2 separate regions of the Homo sapiens genome follow, and region 2 is linked to region 1. Evidence: chromatin loops called from intact Hi-C (ENCODE). Cell type or tissue: chondrocyte. All regions are shown on one strand. Each heading gives the region's core, and the rest is flanking DNA. Links, peaks and the distances in the headings are about the cores only. Region 1 has its middle 4.6 kb from the start of LINC02623. Region 2 overlaps ZNF487 (zinc finger protein 487).

Region 1 (5,375 bases), core at 156-5,155:
TGTGCGTATGTGCATATGCATATATGAGCATGCATGTGTGTGTGCCCTAGTCCAGACAGGGCTCTGAATGCACTGTGGGGGACAGATGATTTCAGACTCCACCATGCGTCTGAAATCAGTGGGACAGATGACCTTGAACAAGGCCTTATGGCTCACTTAGTGTGAGCCAGACTCCTTAGAGACAGTGACGGCAGGACACACACGTGGGGGTCCACCTTCCCAGAGCTGGAGCCCACATAGCTCCAGGACCTCAAGGGAAGCCCAGGGGCTGAAGGGCCCAGGAGGTCCATCCATGTGATGGACCCAAGGAGACTTTGGTGGCTTCTCTGTTAAGATTTGAAGGGGGCCAGGTGTGGTGGCTCATGCCTGTAATCCCAGCACTTTGGGAGGCTGTGGCAGGGGGATCATGAGGTCAGGAGTTCAAGACCAGCCTGGCCAACATAGTGAAACCCCGTCTCTACTAAAATACAAAAAAAAAAAAAAAAAATTAGCCGGGTGTGGTGGTGGGTGCCTGTAGTCCCAGCTACTTGTGAGGCTGAGGCAGGAGAATCGCTTGAACCCGGGAGGCGGAGATTGCAGTGAGCTGAGATCACGCCACTGCACTCCAGGCTGGGAGACAGAGCAGGACTCCATCTCAAAAAAAAAAAAAAAAAAAAAGATTTGAAGGGATCCCAGGGGGCAGGGCTGGGTGGGCACAGGATGGAGACAGCGACACCTTTGGTCTTGGGTAGCCCCTGCCAGCCCCAGCATATCCTCAGCAGATAGGGTGACAACAGTGCCACTACCTCTAGTGGGAGGCTCAAGAGAAATTCACGTGACGCACCTGCCTGGGCTTGGTGAGTGAAAAGCTCCCCACTGACTCGAGCGCTGGTGGTGAGGATGGAAAGGGAGGTAGAGATGGAGGCGACAGCGTGGGCAGAGCAAGAGCACAGCCATGGAAGGGAGGTCCTCCCAGCTAGCCTTCAGGAGGCCCATGGCCAGCCTCAGGGCAGGAGGAAAGAATGTGGACCAAAAGCGGAACGTCCAGCCAGGGGAGGCCCCAGCAATGGCTGTATCAGGGCTGAGTGTGATCACAGGAAAAGCCACCCAAGGATTGAAATCGAGTGGAGTCAAGACTACGTGGAAGCCTACCTCTCCATGATGGCAACTTTGGAAGAACGTGTGACCTTGCGGAAGTGCACAGAAGGCACTGCTGGCCTGAATGGGTCCTTGGGCCCTGGTCTCGGGGCCGGCTTTTCTCCCTTCCCCAGACCTGCTGTGGCTCCATCCCCTCTCTCCTGCATCCTGGGATTGCCCCCAATTAACTACCTGCTTACAAGCCTTTTCTTTATTTTCTTTTTGCCTTTTCTTCTTTACATGTAAAGCATGAGTCCATCTGGAGCTTATTTTAAAGCATAGAATGAGGACTGACATTGACCTGTTTTTTTAAATGAAATAACTAGTTGTCCCAACCCTGCTTGTTGGATAATACTGCGGTTTCAGGAGTACCCCCACTGTCATACACCCGTGGGTCCATACCCCTGGGCTCTCCATCTGGGCACTCCCCTACCTGTGGCACCTCCTTCCTGAGGGCCGGCCTCACCCAGGGCCCAGCTGCCCTCTCCGTGGCCTGTGTCTTCCTTTCCTGATGCCTCAGATTCCCCCCATTCTCTGGCACTCTCTCCATCCTCCTGACCTCACTCTGCACCTCCCATGAGGTGCAGGACTGCCCTGCTCCAGCCCCCAGCTTCCTCAATCCCGAAGCCTTGTGCCACTGAAGCAGGAGCCCCAGAGTGCACCTGGATGGCAGCTTCTCTCCTGGCCAACAAACACCTGGTGCTGGCTGCCCTCCCAGCATCTCCCCTCAACAACTCAGCTCCACCCCAGGGCCTTAACACACACATGCACAGCACACACACGTACAAACATATGCACACACAGACATGCACACAAATGTACATACGGACTTACACAGCCACATACAGATGTGCACACACTCGTGCATACACAGATGTGTTCATGCAAACACACACGCGTATGCTCACGGGCGCGTACACATGTGTATGTTATGCTAAGAAATCCATTTTGTGTAGAAGACACTCAGGCTCAAATATGTGTCCAAAGTCACACAGCTATGGAGCGGCAGAACTCAGGTCTCTAGTGCACACAGCCCCGACTTAACCGCAGTTCCACTTAACAGTTTTCAACTTTATAGTGATGCAAAAGCCATCCACAGTCAGCAGAAACCCTCGTTTGAGTCCCACACGGCAACTCGGTTTTTCACTTTCAGTACAGTAGTCAATGATTACATGAGGTATCCGACACTTGACTACAAAACAGGCTTCGTGTTGATGCTTCTGCCCACCGCAGGCTCAGGGCAGTGTTCTCAGCAGGCCAAGGTAGGCCCCCACGCTGTGCTATTCGGTAGTCAGGTGGACTCAGTCATTTTCCACTCTCAGCGGCCTTATCGGGCCGCAGCCAGGGGTAAGTTGAGCAGTGTCTGTACTTTTAGCTCCACCCTGGGTATTTTAAGCGGCAGATTTACAAAACAAAAACAAAAACAAAAACAAAAACAGGGTTCCAAACAGTAGGGACATAAAAGGAGAGAATGCACGTTGCGGTCAGCCCATGCCTGGGAGCATAAGCACTTCAGGGGCATCAGCAGGCGTGACTGGCGATTGTTCCTGCTTTTCCTGGCAGCAGCGGCCTGGGCCTGAGACTGACCGCCCTGGCCACAGCCCTAGGCGAGGCTGCTGGGAGCCGGGAGCCGCCGCGCTCCGCGGTAGCGAGTCTGCGGTGCCACCTCGTGGCTACTGCGTGGAACTCCTCGTGGTGCGGGCCGGGAAGGCCGGGTCCCCACAAAGCCGGAGCCCGAGCACAGCGGTGCGCGCTCGCCTCAGGGGATCCCGCAGCACCCGGATACGGGGGCTGGTCCCCCAAAACCCTCAGGGGTGAGAGGAAGGAGGTCCCCAGCCTGCTGAGAGCTGTCCTCTGAGCACGCACTCGCGCACACTCACACGTGCGTGTGTGCATCCTCGGGTACCCTGACGCGTTCACACGCACGCACACGCGTGTGCACAAGCACCGTCTTTCACAAGCGTATGACGCGTTCACACAAGAGTGTGACGCGTTCACACGCACGCACACTCCCTCTCCCTCGAGCCTGGAAGGCGCACTGGGCTCATGGTGGAAACCTCTACCGCGGCAGAGGCACCGCGCCAGGGCCAGGATGCGCGCTTTTATTTCAGACGCGAAAACCGAGGCCCGAAAGAGACAGCCGGTGTCCAAACCTGTCCAACGACTCTGCTGATCGCGCCTCCTGTGTGCGGCCGGGGCGGGTGTGAGGGCAGCGGGCCCACCCTACGCCTGACCCGCCCCGGGGCCTCGAGCCACTTCCTCAGGAGCTCCTGGCAGCTGCAGCGACGGCGCGCCCAGTGCCTGAGGGTCCTGTGGAGCCAGGCTTCCCGGCACACAGGCGCGGTGGAGCCTCGGGGCGGGCATACACCCCGCGAGCTCGCGGCGGCCGGGCACTGCGGGTCCTCGGGTGGGGACTCTGGAGTTCAGTCTTGAAGGACAAGGTCACTGAGGATCAGGGAACCAGGAGGGCAGGGAGGGTGGGGAGGGGTGCCTAGGCCTAGTGGGAGAAGCATGTGAAAGTTCCCTAAGAGGGCTGCGGGTGAACAAGCGCTTGGCCTGGCCTCTCCCGGTAGACTGCTGTGGCGCCCCGGAGCCTCCCTTCTCCAAGGCCCCATGGACGCCCCCTGAAGGGTGACGCCCTCGCCCACGCTGAGCTCTGAGTGCTGCACGAGAACTCCCAGAGCCGTGTGCACACGCGCTCGCCGTGTTACATGCAGGACTGAGGCACCAGGAGGCCCAGGAACTGGCTCAAGCTCGTAGAACTTCATGGCAGGATCTGAAACAGGCAGATCAGCTCCAAAATCCAAGCTCTTTTCAAATTTTTTAATTGTGGTGAAAATATACCTAACATAAAATGCACAGTTGTACCATCTTTTAGTGTGGGTTAACTGGCATTAAGTGCACTCACATTTTCGCATATCCCCTACCACCGTCCATCTCCAGAACCTTTTCATCTTCCCAAAAGGAAACCATACCCATTGAACACCACTGAGCATTGAACCCATTGAACACCAGCTCCCTCCTTTTGTTACCATTGCTCTTTCTGTCTCTGAATTTGCCCATTCTGGGCCCCTCATGTAAGTGAAATCGCAATGTATCTGTCCTTTTGTGGTTGGCTTATTCCATCTAGCACAATGTCCTCAAGGCTCATGCGTGTTGGCATGCCTCTCAGAATTTCCCTCCTGGCCGGGTGATATTATAGGCTCATGCCTATTATCCCAGCTGTTAGGGAGGCAGAGGTGGGAAGATAGCTTGAACCCAGGAGTTCGAGACCTGCCTGGGCAATATAGCGAGACCCCATTCTCCACAAAAAGAAAGAAAAAAAAAGAATCTCCTTCCTGCTAAAGGTTCAGTAACAGTCTACTGTATGCATAACCACATTTCGCTTGTCCATCCACTCACCCATAGACCCTCAGAATGCTTCTACCTTTTGACTCTTGTGAATCATGCTGCTTTGAACATGGGTGTGCAAATATCTGTGAGAGTCCCTGCTCTCAAAAAAATCCACATTCTTGGCACAATGAAGAATCACCTCTCACAGACACCAGGGAAAAGCAGGTCTGTCTGAGAGCAGAGGGTGAGGAGTGGAAAGCCGGGCTGTGGACCACAGTGGGCGGAGGAAAGCCCACCCGCGTGTTCCCATGTGTGGGAGGAGAGAGGAGAGATGCCCTCTAGTGAAGGAACTCTTGTAGCAGCCAGCTCCATTCCTGCTTGGCCTGCAGAGGGCCAACTCAGGAGCCCAGACCAGGAAGAAGTCAAACGACTGACAAGATCCATCAGGAAGCAGAAGTGCGCCCGTGTCTCATCTGCAACAACAAACAGTTAGGACCAGCCACCCACCCCCCAACCCAGGGGGAAGTGCATCCACCACACAACTACCACCACTGAGCTCATGACACTCTCAGAGACAGGCACGGGAGCTCCTGGCAAGGCACAACCAGGGCAAGTGACAGTTTGCCAGTCCTGGGCAAGCAGACACCTGTCCTCTATCCAGTCCCCCATCCCACCAGCCTGCACAAGCAGAGAAACATCCTGCATAAATTAAAAGATTATCCAGATCATCAAAAGATCTGAGCAAACAAAACAAGTGAGACAAAAAACAAAACAAAACAAACAAAAACCAAAACAATAACAACAGAAGAACACTCATTTTTACAGAGAGATTTGAGCCCATCCCAACAGAGTACAATGCTCTTTCCAAGCTCATGGACAGCGTTTGGGAAAATTAGCTGTGCTAAAGGAGCAGGAAGCTTCAGCCC
Region 2 (5,375 bases), core at 152-5,151, 600 kb before region 1:
CCGCCCGGCCAGCCGCCCCGTCCGGGAGGGAGGTGGGGGGGTCAGCCCCCGCCCAGCCAGCCGCCCCATCCGGGAGGTGAGGGGCGCCTCTGCCCGGCCGCCCCTACTGGGAAGTGAGGAGCCCCTCTGCCCGGCCACCACCCCGTCTGGGAGGTGTACCCAACAGCTCATTAAGAACGGGCCATGATGACGATGGCGGTTTTGTGGAATAGAAAAGGGGGAAAGGTGGGGAAAAGATTGAGAAATTGGATGGTTGCTGTGTCTGTGTAGAAAGAAGTAGACATGGCAGACTTTTCATTTTGTTCTGTACTAAGAAGAATTCTGCCTTGGGATCCTGTTGATCTATGACCTTACCCCCAACCCTGTGCTCTCTGAAACATGTGCTGTGTCAACTCAGGGTTAAATGGATTAAGGGCGGTGCAAGATGTGCTTTGTTAAACAGATGCTTGAAGGCAGCATGCTCATCAAGAGTCATCACCACTCCCTAATCTCAAGTACCCAGGGACACAAACACTGCGGAAGGCCGCAGGGTCCTCTGCCTAGGAAAACCAGAGACCTTTGTTCACTTGTTTATCTGCTGACCTTCCCTCCACTATTGTCCTATGACCCTGCCAAATCCCCCTCTGCGAGAAACACCCAAGAATGATCAATAAAAAAAAATAATAATAATAAATAAAATAAAAATACAAACAATTAGCCGGGCATGGTGGCACACACCTGTAATCCCAGCTACCCAGGAGGCTGAGACAGAAGAATCACTTGAACCAGGAGGCAGAGGTTTCAGTGAGCCAAGATCATGCCACTGCACTCCAGCCTGGGTGACACAGTGAGACGTTGTCTCAAAACAAAAAAAAAAAAAAGAAAAAAAAAGTTTTCCTTTGCATTTACATTTGGGCTGTTCGGCACAAGAGGCCTAATTTAGGCCTGTCTTGGCTTTTGATATATGCCTTCCTCATTAAGCTTAAGTATTTCTAGCTTCTGATTTAAAGTGAGAGATGTATGACTCTTCCTCTCACTGGAACACTGAGAGGCCACTGCAGGGTAGTTACCTACCCTAATTTCAATATTGTTGTGTCTCAAGGAATAGGGAGGCCAGAGGAAAGGGAGAGAGAAAGGGGAACAGCCAGTCAGTGAAGCAGTCAGAACACAGGCAACATTTGTTAATTTTAACCATCTTATATACGGTCAAAACAATTACAATAATAATAACAGAAATCACAGATCACAGATTGCCATAATAGATAATAAAAAAAAGTCTGAAATAGGGCAAGAATTACCAAAATGTGACCCAGAGACACAACATGAGCACATGCTAAAAAAAAAAAAAAAAGAAAGAAAGAAAAACAGTTGTGAGGCTAGGTGAGGTGGCTCGTGCCTACAGTCCCAGAGCTCTGGGGGACCAAGGTGGGATGGGAAGATCACTTGATGCCAGGAGTTCAAGACCAACCTGGGCAACATAGTGAGACCAAGTTTCCACCAAAAAAAAAAAATTTTTTTTTTTTTTCGAGACAGTGTTTCACTCTGAAACCCAGACTGCAATGCAGTGGCATGATCTCGGCTCACTGCAACCTTAGCCTCCCGGGTTCAAGCAATTTTCCTGCCTCAGCCTCCCGAGTAGCTGGGACTACAAGTGTGCACCACCACGCCTGGCTAATTTTTATATTTTTAGTAGAGACAGGGTTTCGCCATGTTGGCCAGGCTGGTCTCAAACTAATGACCTCAGGTGATCCACCTGCCTCGGCTTCCCAAAGTGCTGGGATTACAGGCATGAGCCATCCGCCTGGCCCAAAAAGAAAATTTTTTTTTTTGAGATGGAGTTTTGCTCTTGTTGCCCAGGCTGGATTGCAATGGCGTGAACTCGGCTCACCGCAACCTCTGCCTCCTGGGTTCAAGCAATTCTCCTGCCACAGCCTCCCGAGCAGCTGGGATTACAGGCATGTACCACCTCACCCAGCTAATTTTGTATTTTTAGTAGAGACAGGGTTTCTCCATGTTGGTCAGGCTGGTCTCAAACTCCCGACCTCAGTTGATCCACCCGCCTTGGCATCCCCAAGTGCTGGGATTACAGACATGAGCCACCGCACCTGGCCAAAAAAAATTTTTTAATTAGCCAGGCATAGCCAGGCATGGCTGTGGTCCCAGCTACTCAGGGGGCTGAGGCAGGAGGATCCCCTGAGTCGAAGAGTTCAAGGTTACAATGAGCTAAGATCATGCCACTGCACTCCAGCCTGGGTGACAACATGAGACCCCTATCTCTATTTATAAAAAAAAAAAGAAAGAAAAAAAAAAGGCCGGATGCAGTGGCTCATGCCTGTAATCCCAGCACTTCAAGAAGCTGAGGCAGGTGGATCACGAGGTCAAGAGATCGTGACCATCCTGGCCAACATGGTGAAACCCCACCTCTACTAAAAATACAAAAATTAGCTGGGTATGGTGGTGCACACCTGTAGTCCCAGCTACTCAGGAGGCTGAGGCAGAAGAGTCGCTTGAACCCAGGAGGCCAAGGTTGCAGTGAGCTGAGATCACGCCACTGCACTCCAGCCTGGTGACAGAGGGAGACTCTGTCTCAAAAAAAAAAAAAAAAATGTTGTCTACAGATTTGCTCAATGCCGGGTTTCCACAAACTTTTAATTGTTAAAAAAAGAAAAAAGAAAAAAGAAAAAAAAGCACAATATCTGCAAAGTACATTAAAGCAAGGGACAATAAAACGAGGTGTGCCTGTAATCAATGATTACGTGGCTAGAAAGCCACGTAAGAGGGTTCAGGCATAGTAGTTCAACCCTACAATCCCAGCACTTCGGGAGGCAGAGGTTGCAGTAATCTGGGGTCGTGCCACTGCACTCCAGCCTGGGCAACAGAGCAAGACTCCATCTCAAAAACAAACAAACAGAAAGAGTAATTCACTAGATAATTTTTAAAAAAGAAAGTCATGTTAAGAGGAAGACTGAAGATTTCACCACTAGAGGTCACTGCTGACCTTAACTAAAAGGACTGGGATAGAATTAAGGCTTTGAGTTCACTACAGACCAACCTTGGAGATAAAGAGACAAAAAGCAAAGTAAACTGTGAACAATTTTTGGTCTGAATGGGGTTATGTGAACTAGTGTGTGTGAGACATAGCTTTGCCCTGGAACAAACACACCTGCCACCCACCTGGGGATGACAAATGACAAGGTAGAAACAAACAACTAGGACTTGTATCAAGTTCTAAAGGATAATTTCCCTAATATAAAGAAATTAAATCTATAATTTTAAAATTATTCATAAAGAAAAGCCAGACCCTAGAAAAATTCACTGCTGTAATTTTACAAGCAATTAAGGAATAAATAGCACCAATCTTACACAAGCACTCATGGAGAATAAAGAGAAAACACTAAACATGTTTTCTGAAACAGGCATAAAATTGATATAAACCTAACAAAGGCCGGGGGCAGTGGCTCATACCTGTAATCCCGATGTTTTGGGAGGCCAAGACAGGAGGATCACTTGAGCCCAGGAGTTCAAGACCAGCCTGGGCAACATAGCAAAACACCATCTCTAAAAAAAATACAAAAAAGTAACCAGGCATTATGGTACATGCCTGTAGTCCCAGCTACTCAGGAGGCTGAGATCAGAAGATTGCTTGAGCCCAGGAGTTCAAGGGAGAGGTGAGTTATGATCATCACACCACTGCGCTCCAGCCTGGGTGACAGAGCAAGACCTTGTCTCAAAAAAAAAAAAAAAAAACAAAAGACTGGGCCGGGCATGTTGGCTCACGCCTGTAATCCCAACACTTTGGGAGGCCAAGGCAGGCAGATCACCTGAGGTCAGAAGTTTGAGACCAGCCTGACAAACATGATGAAACCCCATCTCTACTATAAATACAAAAATTAGCCGGGTGTGGTGGCTAACGCCTATAATCCTAGCTACTCAGGAGGCTAAGGCAGGGGAATCGCTTGAACTGGGGAGGTGGAGGTTGCAGTGAGCCGAGATCACGCCATTGCACTCCAGCCTGGGCGATGAGAGCGAAACTCTGTCTCAAAAAAAAAAAAAATTAAGATATTAGAAGAGGCCGGGTGTGATAGCTCACGCCTGTTATCCCAGCACTTTGGGAGACCAAGGTGGTGTTAGATCACTTGAGGCCAGGAGTTCAAGACCAGCCAGGCCAATATGGTGAAACCCTGTCTCTCTAAAAATACAAAAATTAGCCAGTCCTGGTGGTGCCTGCCTGTAATCCCAGATACTTGGGAGGCAGAGGCACAAGAATCGCTTGAACTCGGGAGGCAAAGGTTGCAGTAAGCTGAGATAGGGCCACTACACTCCAGACTAGGCATTAGAGTGAGACTCTTTCTCAAAAAAAAAAAAAGACTTTTAAGAAAGGAAAATAACAGCCAGGCATGGTGGCTCATACCTGTAGTCTCAACACTTTGGGAGGCTGAGGCGGGTGGCATCTGAGGTCAGGAGTTCAAGACCAGCCTGGTCAAGATGGTGAAACCCCATATCTACTAAAAATACAAAAAATTAGCTGGGCATGGTGGCAGACACCTGTAATCTCAGCTACTCAGGAGGCTGAGGTATGAGAATCGCTTGAACCCGGGAGGCAGAGGTTGCCATGAACTGAGATCATGCCACTGCACTCCAGCCTGGGCGACAACTTGGTCTCAAAAAAAAAAAAAAAAAAAAGAAAGAAAGAAAACAACAGACTCTTTCAGGAACAAAGACACAAAAATATCTAACAATTTGTCATGGAATATATTTTAAAAGGATAAAGCAACAATATGACTTTGTTCCTGGAAAATAGGCTGATTTAACATTTGAAAATCAAAACATTAATAAAATTAACTCAATCCATAGGTTAATATCAATCAATCCACTGAAAAAGAATAAAACAATATAATCATCTCAATAATAATTAAATTCATTCTTCTGGTCTATTAGCTAAAAAAATAATAATAATTCAACGGCCGGGCACGGTGGCTCATGCCTATAATCCCAGTACTTTGGGAGGCCAAGGCGGGCAGATCATGAGGTCAGGAGATCGAGACCATCCTGGCTGACACGGTGAAACCCTGTCTCTAACTAAAAATACAAAAAATTAGCTGGGCGTGGTGGCAGGCGCCTGTAGTCCCAGCTACTCGGGAGGCTGAGGCAGGAGAATGGCGTGAACCCAGGAGACAGAGCTTGCAGTGAGCTGAGATTGAGCCACTGCACTCCAGCCTGGACGACAGAGCGAGACTCCATCTCAGAAAATAATAATAATAATAATAATAATAATAATAATAATAATAATAATAAACTCACAGCCTGAGCAACACGGCAAAACCCTGTCTGTACAAAAAATAAACAAATTAGCCAGGCATTGTGCTGTGCACCTGCAGTTCCAGCTACCTGGGAGA

Evidence for each region. Hi-C counts contacts between places; a loop is a spot of excess contacts. Peaks named below come from ENCODE experiments on the same cell type or tissue, not always from the same donor. Only the 100,000 strongest peaks of a DNase experiment are listed, where the experiment ranks them.
Region 2: it touches region 1 in a loop (10-fold over the local background); 19 of 110 quality-filtered maps call a loop at or near these places.

The regions. Positions count from the first base shown.
Region 1 is chr10:42,864,252-42,869,626 of GRCh38, reverse strand. No RefSeq gene overlaps it. Among named protein-coding and RNA genes, the nearest start is that of LINC02623, 4.6 kb to the left of the region's middle. RefSeq lists a silencer at 2,679-2,748 and enhancers at 2,527-3,160, 3,161-3,794. In chondrocyte, for the core only: CTCF peaks have their summits at 2,787 (motif pointing left), 4,630 and 4,830; DNase peaks (open chromatin) are centred at 884, 2,876, 3,346 and 3,752.
Region 2 is chr10:43,459,668-43,465,042 of GRCh38, reverse strand. The region is part of intron 1 of ZNF487 (zinc finger protein 487); the gene reads right to left. Among named protein-coding and RNA genes, the nearest start is that of ZNF487, 25 kb to the right of the region's middle. RefSeq lists an enhancer at 143-806. In chondrocyte, for the core only: CTCF peaks have their summits at 2,762 and 2,964 (motif pointing right); no DNase peak of the experiment used is centred there.